Regions from separate parts of the Homo sapiens genome. Here region 1 is linked to region 2. The links are chromatin contacts, found by Hi-C or POLR2A ChIA-PET in ENCODE. All regions are on one chromosome and are shown on one strand. Each heading gives the region's core, a stretch centred on a gene start or an enhancer-like site at or near the end of the contact. The rest is flanking DNA. Distances are from core to core; before and after follow the strand shown. Region 1 overlaps ARID1B (AT-rich interaction domain 1B). Region 2 overlaps ARID1B (AT-rich interaction domain 1B).

Region 1 (2,870 bases), core at 134-2,633, 310 kb before region 2:
ATACATTTATTTGTCTTACAAGTTCGCAGGTAAATTAGAGATAGCTTGAATGTACCAAATGAGGTTAAAAAAAAAAAAGAGTACTCACTATATAGAGGGCAATGTCCTAAATTATATTCTTCGATTAGTAATTCAAGAAGATTGGCTTTTTATAATTAATGTGAAAAGACATGTGAAACCATGGAAATTTGGATAATTTTCTTGGCCAATCATCCTCAATACATGGAGATCATGAGGTGTTTAGTGGCAAGTACTTGGGCCCTCTTCATAAACTCTGTGACAGTGGCAAGGGTAAGACAGACCTATTCTTAGGTCCGTGTGAATTAAACTGGTTGTGGTTCTTGTTGAATTCTGAGAAGAAATGAGGAATGCTTCCAGTCACTTTGCAAATAACTCTATCATGATCAAGTTACTCCCATGGGATGGTGCTACAAAATCAATACATAGTTCATGGTTTTCAGCAATTAGCAATTGAATTAATTCTTCTACTCATCAAGAATTCTTGGTGGTGTCATTAACTTTAGTGAGAAATTAAAAGAACACATTGTAGCAACCAAATACTGATACATTACTACTATGATCGTGTTCATCTTGTGCTTCCCACTGACTGTGCAATTCTGCTGCTGCATCCAAAATTAAAACACTGGGTTGCTTTATTCTAGTACAGCCTCATGGAAATCGGCTCTCTTTCAAATCTTTAAAGTAGAATACGGGTCTCACCTGCCACCATCTGACTTTACCGATCTTCTGGAGGATGCATTTCTTATATTCTGCCAAACCCACTAGTAATTACACTATAACTTCTTACTATGGGTTGTATTTAGTTGCTCCTTTAATTTCTGCAACATGAAGAACTGGTCAGGATCTTTCCTTCCACCATGATAAATGACAATATAATTTTGTTAAGAGACAGCATTGGTTGGTTGCATGGTAGACTCCGCATCTGTGGAAATCACTGTACATCTTATCTCAGTTAGTAAGAAGCTAGAGTATGGTAAGATGGTACAGCTCTGCAACACAGCACAAGGATTTCATGGGTCATTTCTTTAAAAACCTGCATAATACCTAATGGTGTAAATGAAAAATACATTTTTGATAATCCATACATTCAACAAATGTCCTAGTCTCAGGCATTTATTTAGATGAGTTAGAAAACCCACAAGTTATTTAGACATAGCATCCTTCTGTTCAGTGTTTTCTATTTCACTTGCTTCAAGAACGGAAAAAAATCCCACTTATTCTCAGAATGAAGAAGCAGGCTGGCTGACACCAACTTCGATATGCTCCAAGCAAACTACTGAAATACAGAATCTGCTCAGGCTTCCGCTTAGTGGTTCCGGTTAACAGTTTATCTGAAGTGCGTGGGTGTGAACTTATAACACTTCCTATTGTTCAGCATGGGGTGTGTGTGCCTCTGTCTCTAATAAGATCACCTCACCCTTTACCAAAAGGTCCTGTATCAGGGCAGAGGGGTGGGGAAGATGTTGGTGAACAGGCTGTCAACACAATTCTTTATTGTGAATAAATCCTATCTCAGATTAGAGCAGTATAAACCAGAAAGTAATGTTCTTCCCTACCTTTCAACTGAGAACACAGAACCACAGCAATTTGGTGTCCTCACCTTGAAGGAGTTAAGCCCCTGCTTTGAGAGATAAACCTTTTCATGTCATACAGCTCGAAAGTTCATTCAAAACGGGGCTAGACTTTCCTAAATCCTTATCCAAAATATTACAGACTATTCATGTGTCATTAGGTCCTAAAAATACAGATAAATGGGCACTTCAGAGGCTATCTGACTTGGATACTCCCGAGCCATGAAGGGAATAAGGATACTTCCAATTCCCGAACTTGAGAGAACAAGACAGCTCCCACGCACCGTTCACAGGGCCATATACCTTTATTCTAAACAAACTAATACACTGTCAAAAACCTGCCGGATTAAGCTTTTCAACTCTCCTCCCTACTGTGGTCTGAGTGTTCCAAGTCTTTTTCTAAACCTCACTCCTAGGCTTGAAGATAGATTAGCTATAAAGGACGATCAGCCAACAGGTAGAAAACAGAAGTGAGTATGATGTGGTCTATGTGAATTATGTCCTCATAAAAGCCCTTAAAGACCAACTTATAAAACGTTACTCACCCAGCCTGCTATCATAGATTCAAACCAGAACTTTTCTTTTATTAATTAAACATACTAAAACTACACAATGTTTTTCGCATGGGTCCTCCTCATAACTCTGTGACAGGTGCGAGGGTAAGACAGACCCTTGCAAGTTGGTTTAATAGTCTGATCACTAATACCCATGAGATCCCTTTTGGGGAGATACCTTCCCACAGAGAACTTGGGGCAAAGAAACTGAAAAGTCTCTGGCAAGGCAAAGGACAAGTTAAGTCAGAGGATACATGGTGATGCACGGACTTCTAGACTTAACTATTTAAGTCAGCACAGCTTTGATTAAAGATAAACTGGAGTTGGCCCAGCGCAATGGCTCACGCTTGTAATCCCAGCACTTCAGGAAGCCAAGGCAGGCAGATTGCTTGAGGTCAGGAGTTCGAGACTAGCCTGGCCAACATGATAAAACCCTGTCTCTACAAAAATGCGTGGTGGTGGGCACCTGTAATCCCTGCTACTTGGGAGGCTGAGTCAGGAGAATTGCTTAAACCTGAGAGGCGGAAGCTGCAGCGATCTGAGATCATGCCACTGCGCCCCAGCCTGGGTGACAGAGCGAGACTCCGTCTCAAAAAAAATAAAAAAAATAAACTGGAGTCATAAAACATTTACATACAGAGGATTCTCCGCATTAAAATGAGACATTTTTAGTCTGGATGACTGCTAAGTGGCCTGAAAGGTGTGGGAATATAATGTGCTTTGG
Region 2 (2,793 bases), core at 180-2,679:
GAGCCAGGTATCTATGACAGCTCCCACAGCGCCTGTAACGGATGCTCTGACCCACGATATTTCATAAACCCTAATGTACACAGGAAAAGCTCAGCTTTGAAAGCTATACAAAAGCACTCATAAATTTCAGACTGCCCTAAGCACCCCTCCTTTTGCTAAGACACTAGCTGGAGTACCACTTCAGACCCATTATTCTTATAACGACAACCTTCCTTATGCATCTCGTCCTATCAGCCTACTCAAGCACCATGACTATTATTTATACTGAATTTTACACTAACTGCAAGTATGTTTATTAACAAGGCAAAGATAAATGTTCTTTAAAACTAGCTTTGTCTAATAAAAATCCAAAAATGTGCTATTAATTACTTTTATTCATCATTACACTATGATGAGTCTCACTATGTTGCCCAGGCTGGTCTTGGACTCCTGGCCTCAAGCACTTCTCCTACCTCAGCTTCCCAAAGAGCTAGGATTACAGGTGTTGAACCACTGGGTCCGGCCTTGCATGGTTTTTTAAAAAGGGGGGGCTGCATAGGACTGATACTTGGGGAAACATGAAATCAGCTTGTCATTCTAGTCAGGAGTGATTGGCAAAACTCTTATGGATATGCTGCTTCTCATTCTTGCCTCTCAAATAAAGAAATGTAGGTTTAGAGAAAGACTTAGAAGAGCCATAAATAACAGTGCTATAATAAAAATACTCAGCTATTACAAAGCTAATAACTCTCATATGAGTAAAGTTCTAAGTATCAATTCATTTCAAAATTCCAGATACAGGTCATACATTCATCTCTCCTTTTTTTTAAAGATTTCTGCTTTTGAAAGACTCATCTAAATTGTCCACTATGTCAAAAGTATTTAATTCCTAGCATTAGGAAATAAACAAAAATTCAAAGATTTCAAAAATATAGTTTGGAAAGGAAGAGAAAGAGGAGAGTCAAAACGAATTAGCAATGCCCATAATAACAATGTCCTTTTTTAAAAGGACACGGTTCCAGAATTCCTACATTTATCTCTCTATCTCCATCTGTCAGTTGCTCTTCGGATCCTGCACATCAGCACATTGTGAACAGACGGTGGGTATTTTCACCCTGGACCAGGTAGAAAGCTTGCCTGCCTGTACACGCTGACTGCCTCCCTGTGTTATCTGTCCGTGTTCCGTTTGAATCCAATTTCCTTGCATTACCTCTGCCCAGGTCAGGGATGAATGGCCGTCAAATTCCCAGTGGAATAAAAAGAAAAACCCTTTTCTTCCTGAGGCAGCAAGTTTCAATTCACAGAGCACATGGCTAATCTACATATGTGAAGGTCACGGCACTTCAGTCAAAGAGGTTAAGAATGGAACAGCTCACGTAAGGGGTTGTCTTAAACATCTTGGCATGATGCCCAACAAGTGAGACTGTTGAAAAGCAATAGATAGCTCTGGCAGCAGCAAGGGGAAAAATATTTTGATCATGTGATGCCATACACATTACCTCGTTTATTTCATGTGTGAAAGTTTGAGAGTCCCTGAAAAATACCACATATGCAAATCAAATCCAGATTTCAGCTTTACCAGTTTAGCCATGCTAGTACACCTTCCTCTTCATAAAATACATTTATATGGAATTTGTGGATGCACCAAGAATAAAACTTCAACATATTGACAGCCAGCTGGCTCAAATATCTTAACAGCTGATTACAACTTCTTTGCATTAGTTTTTCCATGAAGCATGAAACTACTTAGACTGGGAAAGGGTATTTAGACTAAAAAAGCATATTCTTTTAAGTTATCCAAATATAACTGTCTTAAATAAAATTCATCTTCTCCATCTTTCTCTATTCTTCTCTTTCTCACTAATAATATAGCAATATGGAAAATTACAGAAACTTAATGCATAATAAAAGATAAAACACAAAACTGCTTACCTTTCAATTTCCCTCTTCAGTAATTAATTGTAGAATAAAACACTGGTGCTTCTAAGTGCTTGTGTCTCCGACCAATATCAGAGTGGAGGAGGAAGGACAGAGTCTTGCCATATACAATAGACATGGGTGAAAGAGGAAAAGTCAGGATTGCAGAGGGCATGTCTCTGCCTCCTGTATGCATGGCGCCTTCCTGAAATGCGTTCTGCATCAGCCAATTCAGGTTAAAGGCAGTTGGCACTAAGATGGGGGGAAAGGGATGATTTCCACACCCAGCAAAGTCATAAAAAGTATGACTGTAATTTTTAAAATTTTCCAACAGTCAACAATAATAAATACTTGTTTAATACATGAAGAAAATAAAGTAGAAGCAAAAGATCCATTTTACCAATTTGGAAATTGTCTGCCAGACACCCATTTCCTTCAACTCAAAATTCAGATTGCTTATGAGGCCAGAGTTATTGTCTGTATTTCTAATTAAATGGAATACTAAGTAAAATTTAAACACCCCACAAACTATCTTAATTAATTTAATCACCACTGTTTACTCAGTAATCTAAGGACATCACTCTATGCTCAACAATTAATACAATGTTTAACAATTTACAAATATTTTCTGGATATCTACTTCTGTGGTACAGTGCCCCTACACCAACGTCACTAAATGTTTACTGATGGTAGGAAAATTAAATTCTTCAATTATAAATCTTCTGAATTTATTTCCTCACCAGTTAAAAATATGACTGCTTAAAAAACAGGCAAACTACAGTAAACATTTTAGAATTGCTCAATAACTTACTTTTCCTAACACTGGACAAGGTAAAAACATATCAGGAAATTTGAAAACTGCCATGGTATGGATTAGAACTAAGCTTCAAATATAAA

What was found. Hi-C counts contacts between places; a loop is a spot of excess contacts on that map. ChIA-PET counts read pairs that join two places held with the same protein, here RNA polymerase II (POLR2A). Pooled maps may share reads with other maps.
Region 1: a loop to region 2 is called in a pooled map, with 2.2 times the contacts of the local background. The contact joins two enhancer-like sites. A Hi-C loop is called at or near these places in 1 of 168 maps with a recorded cell type or tissue (endothelial cell of umbilical vein) and 11 of 50 pooled maps. POLR2A ChIA-PET finds 5 or more read pairs at or near these places in 1 of 52 experiments (PC-9).

What each region holds. Positions count from the first base shown.
Region 1 is chr6:157,098,849-157,101,718 of GRCh38, reverse strand. The region is part of intron 5 of ARID1B (AT-rich interaction domain 1B); the gene reads right to left. Among named protein-coding and RNA genes, the nearest start is that of TMEM242, 220 kb to the left of the region's middle. Within about 2 kb of position 1,383, at least 5 of the 41 ENCODE cell types and tissues checked have a DNase peak (open chromatin) inside an H3K27ac peak, as active enhancers do.
Region 2 is chr6:156,790,032-156,792,824 of GRCh38, reverse strand. All of the region lies in intron 1 of ARID1B (AT-rich interaction domain 1B), which reads right to left. Among named protein-coding and RNA genes, the nearest start is that of MIR4466, 12 kb to the right of the region's middle. Within about 2 kb of position 1,429, at least 3 of the 41 ENCODE cell types and tissues checked have a DNase peak (open chromatin) inside an H3K27ac peak, as active enhancers do.